Regions from separate parts of the Mus musculus genome. Here region 1 is linked to region 2. Evidence: chromatin loops called from intact Hi-C (ENCODE). Cell type or tissue: heart. All regions are shown on one strand.

What was found. Hi-C counts contacts between places; a loop is a spot of excess contacts. Peaks named below come from ENCODE experiments on the same cell type or tissue, not always from the same donor. Only the 100,000 strongest peaks of a DNase experiment are listed, where the experiment ranks them.
Region 1: a loop joins it to region 2, with 6 times the contacts of the local background. A loop is called at or near these places in 14 of 42 quality-filtered maps.

Annotation. Positions count from the first base shown.
Region 1 is chr14:73,380,711-73,385,710 of GRCm38, forward strand. It overlaps Itm2b (integral membrane protein 2B), which reads right to left and starts at 4,579. Exons shown (of 6, transcript NM_008410.3): 1 at 4,300-4,579. The coding sequence starts at 4,416. In heart, no CTCF peak of the experiment used is centred here; DNase peaks (open chromatin) are centred at 1,041, 2,201 and 4,651; H3K4me3 peaks cover 3,048 bases; H3K27ac peaks cover 1,700 bases.
Region 2 is chr14:73,323,658-73,328,657 of GRCm38, forward strand. Rb1 (RB transcriptional corepressor 1) reads right to left here and starts at 2,165. Exons shown (of 27, transcript NM_009029.3): 1 at 1,866-2,165. The coding sequence starts at 1,984. In heart, no CTCF peak of the experiment used is centred here; DNase peaks (open chromatin) are centred at 1,294 and 2,204; H3K4me3 peaks cover 2,500 bases; H3K27ac peaks cover 2,221 bases.

The DNA of each region.
Region 1 (5,000 bases), 57 kb after region 2:
TCTTTATTAACACGATGTCATACAATGAGATCCAAGCGGCTGCAGGCAAAACATGAATTCGGAGGGCATCTCATTCCTGAGGAAGAACGCAGTTTTCTGAAGTCACTTCAAGTGTTTGGGTTATGGTTTGATGAAACCAAAATGTCTCAAAAGACTGTTTCCTATATTCTTCTCTGGGCACTGACACACGTCACCACTTGGTACGTTGACTACTGGGTGCATTAAACATACCTTTATCATAAATGAGTTTTAGTGTTTCTGATTTAAAAAAATACATATATACTGCTATCCACATAGAACTCTTAGGTGGTCGAGTTGAACTCCCTGAGTTCTTAGAGGTTTATGAATATGCTAAGGGCAATAACTGGCCTTACCCGCCTGGGAACTGTCATCCTGGCAGCTAACTTGTCCTCCAACCAATGACAATGACAATATGCAACGTTACCCACCCTCAAAAAACAGAGTGTCCCACCAGAGATATGCAGAAGTACTTATCTGTCTCCCAGAATAAAACCTCACTTCAGACATCCATATCCTCTACAGAGGTCAAGATCTAACGAATGTGAAAGTTTTTCTGGCTCCAGCCAGGCATGGTGGCACATGCCTGTCCCAGCACCAAGAGGCAGAAGGCAGGAGGATTACTGCACTTTCCAGGCTAGCCTGGTCTACACTGAATTCTAGGATAGCCAAGTCTACTCTATAATAAACGTTTACAGCCAGTGTCTATAAACATAAATTACGTTAATAGGCAATGAGATGCACTCTGATGAAAAAGAGCCAAGCTCCCAGTCCCCCAGTAGAGATCAACATGTCTCACTGTCTAGTCATGCATTTTATGTCCTTCCTCTAACCCCCTAAGGCTGCAAAAAACACCATTACAAACCGAAGTCAAAATGATCAAACCAGTCAGTCCTAACTATGGAAATATTGAAAAAGCAGAAAGCACAAACTGGGATGCACAGAGCCATCCTGTGACGATGCAGAATGTGTTTGTCACCCAGTGCCCACGCTGCCTGTTTCCTCTGCTCTGCAAGGTCACACACATAAGGAAGGGGTCACAAGCAGAGACTGCAGCACGGGTTGTTGCTTATTCCCTGCTCCACAGTGAGGTAAGCAAAACTCAACACTGGCTGGATTATATAATCCTCCCTTCCACTTGCTTCCCTTTTCTTTGGCCTCTGACTCCATGTAGGACTCAAAGGAGGGATTAAACACAGAAAAAAAGAAAGGAAGCTGTCTGCTTGAGAAGGGGAGGACTTGGGTTTTTTTTTTCCCCCACAATTAAAACAATAGAATTGTTAGCTGGGTGTGGTGGACTATAATCTTAGCACTCAGGAAGACCAGAGGATCTGGAGTTCAAGGCCATCATCAGCTTCGTTGCAAGTTCAAGACCAGCCTGGGCTATGAGAGACCTTGTCTCAAAAGCCCAAACAACTTTAATTGTTGTAAAACTGTAATTTATATAATCCTAGCATCTTCATATAATTTTTAAACTGATAGAGTCCTTGTAGACCATCTGGTTCGACCCTTGAATCTTGACCCCCCCCAAAAAAATAATTTAAGGTAAAATAAAGCCAAGCAGTTATATTGGACATACTTAGGGCTTCTATTGCAGTATTTGCACACATACTTTCCGAAAGGTTCAAAGAAAGCTCTGAATACAAAAATCAAGGACTGCTGTCTATACCATAGTATATCCTTATCACTTCAAACTGACTTTTGTCACACAGATCACGATATTATGATTCTTTGCTACAGCTGTCCCCCTAAAGGCCGAGTGTCAATCAGGATGGGTCTGAGAAGATAAGACTGTCAACTGAAAAATGTGGACGGAAAAAAAAAAATAATGCAAACTAGCTGGGATAATGTAATCAAAAGAAATAGCTGCTGGAACAGACAGCTAAGGCACAGAGTAGTTGGAAACCGTAACGGAGCTGTGGGGCTGCTTCCAGAAGGGTCTCATGCAGGGTGGGAGACAGCAGCAGAAGACAGCGGTGTAAATGGCCCTGTGTACGTATGTTACATAAGCCCCTGACAGGAGACAGCAGAATTCTTACAGATACCCACGGGGCACTCCTCAAGCACAGGCTGTACAAACAGGTCCGTGGCTGCTGTGTAAAAGTGCTAAAGGGCTTTCTTTCCAAGTTCTCAAACCAGCTTGGTCCTCTTGACCAGAGGAAATGCCCCAGGCAGAACACATTAAGGCTAATTCTGTTCCCAGCCCGGGCGGTCGGACAAGGTGGTTGCCACACAGTGCAGCCCAAAGGAACATCAGAACATTATGTAATCACTCCGCAGCTCTGGGATGAGATCAGTTCTCTCGCTAGGCAAGCAGGCTTTTCCTTTATTCCACCTACTCCCATTGTAGAGATACTGTCCCCACTGAGAAAAGGCTTCCAGCTTATAGCTGGAAAAAGAATTCATTCTCTCTCTCCCTCTCTCTGTATTAACCAAACCAATTTAGCTGTGACTTCTGTGTGGCTATAGAAGAACACAAGCCCTCACTGCTTAATTGAAGTATCTTCCTTTGGATAGAGAAATCAGAGAAATTAAGAAATAAAAGCAAAGTGTACAGCTATAGACAGTTACTGTGAAATAAAAATTAAATTATGGTGAGCATATGAAAAATCCTTAAGAGCTCAAAAATAAGACTGCTACTTCATAAATGGCAAGACTGATTCAAAGCTCCCCTGCAAAGTGAATTCTGACGTTTGTCTGAGAGTTTGAAACCTTTACAACCCTGGAATAAAAAACAGAGAAATGACATCATTGATGCTTGCTTAGCGTGGGAGGAGTTATAGTTTTAGAATTTAAAGACCATATACCTATATAATATCAGTGAGAATGTATATTTGAAGCTGGGCATGGCTGTGCACACCTGTAATCCCAGTACTTGGGGAGGAAAATGAAGGAAGGGCAGAGTTCAAGGCCTATCTGGGCTTGAGGAGACTCAAGGTGTCTCCACAAACAAGATATAGAGTTGTTGTGATTGGGTGCTTGACTATGGGTCTATTCTAGATTAAAATGTGCATCCGGACAAAAGAGATATGATAATTTGCTATGACAATTTTTACCTGTGAATTCTAAACATGTTTTCAAGACCAAGAGTGTTTGTACTAGGTTCAGGAAAACAATACTAAAACCAGAACCCTTAATCCTTTTAGGGAATCAGCTCTCTCATCTCAGGGGAAGACAGTCATTTAAAAAAATCAACATGATGTTTGCTTTTAGCTGGAACGTTTCCAGAAAACATGTCCAAACAGCCCAGACTGCTATTATATATCCAAAAATTTTATAGGGTATTAGTGGCCTGTTTCTTTACAGTAATTTTCATTAGATCATTAAAAAACAAACAAACAAAAACAAAAACTCTCCTTACTACTTGTACCATGGACACAAACGACTGATTTTAAGTCAAAACTAAAATTACCCAAGTGACAATAGGTATTAAAAAGTGTTAGTGAAAAACGAAGCAGCACCCGCTGTTAGTATTCATAGGTATCAAATGTCAGAAGCCCTAAAAAGGCAAAAAGAAAACTTAGGCAAAAATTATATTTATATTTAAAAGAATATTACTGTACATCACTTTTAAAAATTGAATCCAGTGACAGCATCACTCAGTGCTAACCGGGGATGTGGTAACACAAAGGTTACCTATTTTGTAGGGATGGGAGCAAATTCCTATGTTTTGGTTCCAGTTTCACTTATTCAGAAGTACCCACAAAGAGGCTGATAAAAGTCAACTGTTGGGTTACATGGGAACAGCCACAATAGCAATTACTTTCACCTGGAATATTTGTTACAATAATAAAATCACCAGCCAGAAACTACTCCCAGTATACTGTTGTCTTCTCTCTCCAGACCCCAAGGTGTTCACCTGCCAACACCGAAGGCCATTTGTAGGCAAGGGAGTTTGTAAAAGAAAAGGGCTTTTAAAAAATGAAGATGCTTACAGTTGCTGGACTTAGTCCAAGTGCTGTTCAGCCTAGAAACGAAAGTAGGAAACAACAGAGGTTTAGGCTTGTTATGATGTCAGCCATTTTAGGCACAGTATTTATACTGGAAAAAAAGTGCCAAACTCGGTGGTGGCGGTGCCTGTCGCTGCAGGTTCCCGGGCTACCAAGCCAAGTGCAAAGCCGCGGGACCTCGTACACCTGTGCAACTGTCCCCTCGGGGGTCGCCAGGGCCAGGACCCCGCCCCGCTCGCTGCACACACACACACCACGGTACCCGGGAGCGGAGGACCGTCCGGGAAACCGTCCCCGCCGCCGGGACCCCGCCCGCGACCCCAGCCAGGACCTTGCAATCCACCGCCACGGCATCCGGAGGGACGATGAGCGCCTCCTCGCTGCTCTTGGGCTCGTCCTTCTTGGCCTCCTTCTGGGCCAGCGCCGAGTTGAACGTCACCTTCACCATGGTGCGGCCTGGGGCGCCCTAGGCGGCGACGGCGAAGGCTGGGGTCGCGGCTGGCAGGATCCCGGCTGCGAAGGCAGCCTTGTCGGCCGAGCTCAGGGCACGACTCTGCAGCGGAGGAGCGGACTGCGCGACAGCAGCAGCGGCTCAGTGCAGCGCGGTTTCCGGCCTCGCAGCTGGGGCGCGGGCGCAGGGCGGGGGCCCGGAGGGGCGGGGCCTTGAGCGGGGCGGGGCCTGGCTTCACGCCAGACCCTCCCTGGTTCCCCCCACCCCCACCCAGGACTCAGCGGGAATCTGGCCAGGCTTTGTGGAGGGCGCGCCTGGTTGAGCTAGGACTTGTTGCCCCTCTGGGCTGCCTGGATTTTCCGGTTCTGAATTTGCTTCCAACTAGTTCTCCTCAGGGGCCCAGTGTTGCAAGTTGATAAGAAAATGGGGTGAACTCTGTCGGTTGGCTACGTAGGATAAGTTAACTTCTGGTAGCACCAAATTCTCTTTGATTGTGAGCCCAAAGGCCATGGAATTTTTGTGTGAGAAAAACAAACAAACAAACCCAAAAGCTCCGTTTAATCATTTATTAGTAAGCGACT
Region 2 (5,000 bases):
CTTAGTGGCAATGAGTAACCAAGATGAGACTATGTCTTGTAAAGTTTAATTTAAAGGAGAACTTTTTGAGAATTCTCCAAAGTTAAAAGTACATAAAAGAGAAAGAAACTGGGTCTGTCTTTCCCACAGGCAATGACCAGAACTTCAATGTGTACAGTTACTCTACAATAATCAGTAATAAGTCCATAGATGGCATGGAATCTTTTAGAATACATGTTACTGCTCTTTCTAAAGTGAAGCTTCCACACACTGGATACATCAGAGTTTAATTAGAAACAAAAGCAAACTCTTCCCCTGGAACAGTTTTTATTCTGTATTTATTTTTTAAGAACATGATTTTTATTTGGTCCATAAGAAAATCCATCTAATATGAATTTTAATAGACTTAGACAAGCAATTTCCAAAATTATTTCAGTCTCTTAGGATTTGACCTGAACTCTGTTAAGAGTCTGGGTCTCACAAAGAGCCTTGATTGATGCTCAATGAGAAGAAAGGAGCTTGATAGCCCATCAGGGCTACAATCCCAGAACTTGGGAGGCAGAGGCAGTAAAACAGAGAGCTTAAGGCAAGCCTGGGTTACAGAGTCAGAGTAATTAAAAACAACAAAAACACCCCCTCCCAAAAAAACAAAAACAACAACAACAACAAAAACTCGAGAACTTAATGATGGGCTAGAAATTGAAGGACCGTGAGAGACAAAAACAACTCCCATCTACAATGGATCTATACTCTCAAAACTAGTGCTGACAATAACAACAATCATATTGTTTCAATTTCTGTTACTTAATCACACAGTAGCACAGTCAAGAAAAAAAATGTTGAAATACAATAAATATCTCTCTGTTGTTCTTATTGGATCCACATGAACTTAAGTTTAGATTCCACTTAATAAATGGAGAGAAAAGTTCTTTGAGAGAACACAGTACCAAACACAAGACCAAAAAAGAAAAAAGGGAGGGGGAGGCACCAGAATCCGTGAATGCTCAAAGGCAAAAGGCAAGAAATAATGAAGCATGCTGCGGGCCAATCAGCACGCAAGAAGAGTTCTACCCTGAAAAAAAAGGGGAACAAAGTTTAGAAACTTCCAAGCCCTTGCATTTAAATGTCTCCTGAAACTTTTGCCCACATACCAGTTCTTCTAAGAGTTCTGCTCCATCAGTCTCCACAGATGGCTTTAAATCCCCCCGGGCCTCAAAGCATTGTTCTAAAGAAACCCCCACAAAGCCCGGGAGCTGAGGACCCCGTGAGCAATTGACACCCACGACCCTGCGCTTTGCCTACAAGGCTTTTCTTGGCCTCTCCCAGGACCAAGCTGCCGATGCAGCGCAAGCTCAGAGAGGGCAAGGCTCCCAACTGTTGCATCGCAGGACGACTGCAAAAGAGAAAGTCAACCCACCCCGGGGGTGCTTCGGATCTCCACGGAGAAAAAAGGGAGGAAGAAAGAAAACAAACACCGGTCGAGTTTTTTTTTTCTTTTTTTAAATATTTATTTCAATTGTTTTTGCATCTGACCGGGGCTCTCCGGGACCCGCCGGCTCCGCGCCTGGGCGTCGCTGGAGTAGAGCCTGCACCTGTCACTTCGCTCGGGAGCAGGAGCCCCACCCGCCCGACACCTGTCAAGCCGCAGCCCAGACCCCTTCGGGATGCCCTCCCCGTCGCCCGCGAGCCCGGGACCGTGTCAGCGCGCCGCCGCCACCCCCGCAGAGATGGGGGACCAAGGGGACCCCGGAGACCCGGGGCGCCGCTCCTACCGCCAGCCCGGCCCCGCCGAGATGCGCCCGCCCGGCGTCCCCGCCGGGATGCACCCGGCGTCCCCGCTCCCTTCCCTTCCCTTCTCTCCGGCCCGCGGCGGCCGCGCTCCTCACCTGGCCAGGGGCAGCTCTTCGGGGCCGCTGTCCTGCGCGGGGTCGTCCTCCCGAGGCGGCGGCGGCGGCGGTGGCGGGGGCTCGGCGGCCGCGGCTCTGCGCGGGGCTTTGGGCGGCATGACGCGCAGCGCGGGCCGGCGCGAGCAGCCGAGGGAGGCGCGCGGGGAGGCGGGCGGGCGCGCGCGCACGCCGGGCACGCCCCGTCCTCACCCGACTCCCGTTACAAAAATAATGGGAACGTCCCCCGAGGAAAACCGGACGCGCCCGGCAACCGAGCGCCCGGGCCAACCGCGGGAAAACGTCACTTCCGCCCGCGGCGTCACGTCCGCGAGGCTCGCGGGCCGCGGGCGTCAGTGGGGAACCGGGGCGGCGGTGGCGGCGGCGGCGGGCAAGGGCGAGGGCGAGGGCGAGGGCGCGGGCGGGAAGCCGCGGGGAAGCCGCGCCTGCCCGGGCCTGTCTCCGCCCGCGTCGTCCCCGTGGGCGGCGCCAGCCGAGGCGGGGCCGGCCCGCTGCGAGGAGCCGCGGCCTCTGGGAGAACGCTGGACAGGGCGCGCCCCTCGCCCGGCCCGCGCGGCCGGCAAAACAAAAACAAACGTGCCGGGCCAGTGGGAGGTGGGCTCGGCCCGGGTGGGCGGTCCAGGGTGGGGCCATTGGTGGCCTTCTGGAGACAAGGGAAGATGGGCGATGCACGCACAGACTATAGTCTTTTGATGGGGAAACAGGAGGCGCGGTCCGAGCGGGACAGATCTTAGCGGGAAAGTAGCTTTTGAAAACCAGTTTGCCAGGCGGACCCGACTTTGAAAAATCGCTTACAAACGCGTTTGAGACGAAAGCAGAAAACCAGTTGGCCGTGTTCATGCGCACGATCCGGCCTCCTTTCATAATGGTTTCTCCGAGACAGCCGGTCAAACTGGGAAGGTCGGCATTCCACTTTTGCGGGTTGGAAGTGGGGAGTTCGGGGAGCCAATTTGCCCGCGTCACATAGCAGGTCCCTGGCAGAGGACTCGAACCCAAGTAATATTTGTCTGACCATGTCGCCGACGCACAGACACCGGAAAAGAGCATACTTTATACTAGAACTACCTACCGCCACCAAAAGCTGGCTCAGCAATGGTAGCTTTTCTAGTTACGTTTTACCTGTCAGTCAACATAATTTTCTCCCTTTGTCAGTCCTTATTCATACAACTCACTAATTGAAGTGCTGTGAATAAAATACAGTTGTTGTTCTGGTGTAAACTATCTTGGAACAGCTGAGCAAGGACTGAGGAATCGAGAACTTAATTGGGTAGGTTGCAAGCCTGGGCTTATTTTCTGCCTTGATGTCAGATGAGTGAAGGATACATGGGCCTCCTTCAATTTTCAGACTTGCCTAACTTCAGAAGCCTTCTAGAGACCAAATGTTTGTCAGGAGGTAGAGCCCCAGGCCCTGATGCAGCCACGGAGAATGAATGGAATTAAAATAGCACTTGAGTTCACTTTGTCCCAGATTTAGGCAAGAGCTCAGGCTACATACAGTCTAGGTTTGGTGAAGATAAAAGATAGACTGTGGGAGCCTGATCAAATAATATACAGAAATGATACAGTCCTGCCTCATAATTATCAGAGAATGTGACACTTGGCCAATTGATGCCACCTTGGTATTTGTGGCAAGCTACTCTTAAGTTTGAGACAGAATGGCAAAGGAACTTGGGTCCTCAGACGCGTAACAGAGCTGGTGACCGGTCATCTCTGCTGGTACTGACCTCAAATCAGCTGATGGTCAGCTATTTGTGTCAGAAGTCATTGTAACATGTTTCCCCCATAAGCCCCTTTCAACACACAGATCAAAGTTGAGCCTGACCTGGTAGCTCAGGCCCATAATGCTCAGAGCCTAAGGCAAGAAAATCCCAAGTTTAAGACAGGCTTTGGCTATAGAGTGAGTTGAACTCCAACCCGGGCAACTTAGTAAGACTCTGTTTTATAATAAAAAGTGAAAAGTCTGGGATATAACTTAATAGTAAAATGCTTACCTAGCATGTGAGGAACAGTGATTCCAATACTCAGGGACAAAGAGAGAGAGGCAGAGGCAGAGACAGAGAGAGACATCATTACAGCCTTAGAATCTAATAAGGCATTGGCCACATGAGAACACAGGACAGCCAAGGAAAGGCTGGGGACTTACATTAGCTCTGCATGTGTAGATATGACTTGTTTTATTTGAACCTAGTTCATCAATACGATTGCAAATGAGTTTTTTTTTTTCAATTCTTGATCATGAATGTAAAAACCTGTTTCAAAAAATAAATAAATAAATGGGGCAGCGCTGGGAATGTAGCCCAGGAGAGGGGGTGTGTGCGGAGGGGATTTGGTGGTGAAGGAGAAATGGAGGCAGGGAAGGAATTTGAAAAGGCATTTAAAGTGTTTGTGTTTCTGGTAGTTTGCCACCTGGCTATTGGACACCTCCTTCCTCAGACTCTCGAGGTCTTCAGGTGGTCTGCAGCGTGTGTGGGGCTGTTGGGTGGGATGGCTGTGCTCTTGTCATATGCCAGGGAAACTTTAAGGTGAGTTTGACCCTCGCTACTCAGAATAAGTAGAAAGCTGTAAGAATATAAGTATTCATTGTTATTTTCAAAGTCCTTTTCTTTTTTTTTTTTTTTTTTTTAACTGAGCGTGGTTTTGAAAACTCACGGCTAAATTAAGGATGTAAAAGTTTTGTCATTTCTTTTGGATTTTATAGTAGGTTTTTTTTTTTTAAACAAAGCCTGTCTCACTTTGTCAGTAAAAGACACACATCTGTAATGTATTAGTAACAGCAGTAGTAGTAGATTTCACAATAGTCACAGAAATTATTCCAAAGAATTGAAGTCCTATGGGTTTCTCCTGACTTAACTGAGAACTGTAGTCTCTCATGTATCTAGTAGGAGGCTGAGACAGAAGGATTCCACATTCAAGGCCTGCTTGGGTCCAAGAGTGAGTTCACAATTAGATCCTCTCTCAAAATAAAAAAAAGTTAAAAAAAAAAAAAAAAGATGGTGCCAGGCTGGGATGTAACTCAGAATACTTGTCTAGTGTGTGTGGGCACCAGATTCAGTCTCACGTACTGCAAAATAAAAATAAATTCAGTCTCCCACTTATTTGTAGCCATAGCTCTTAGCA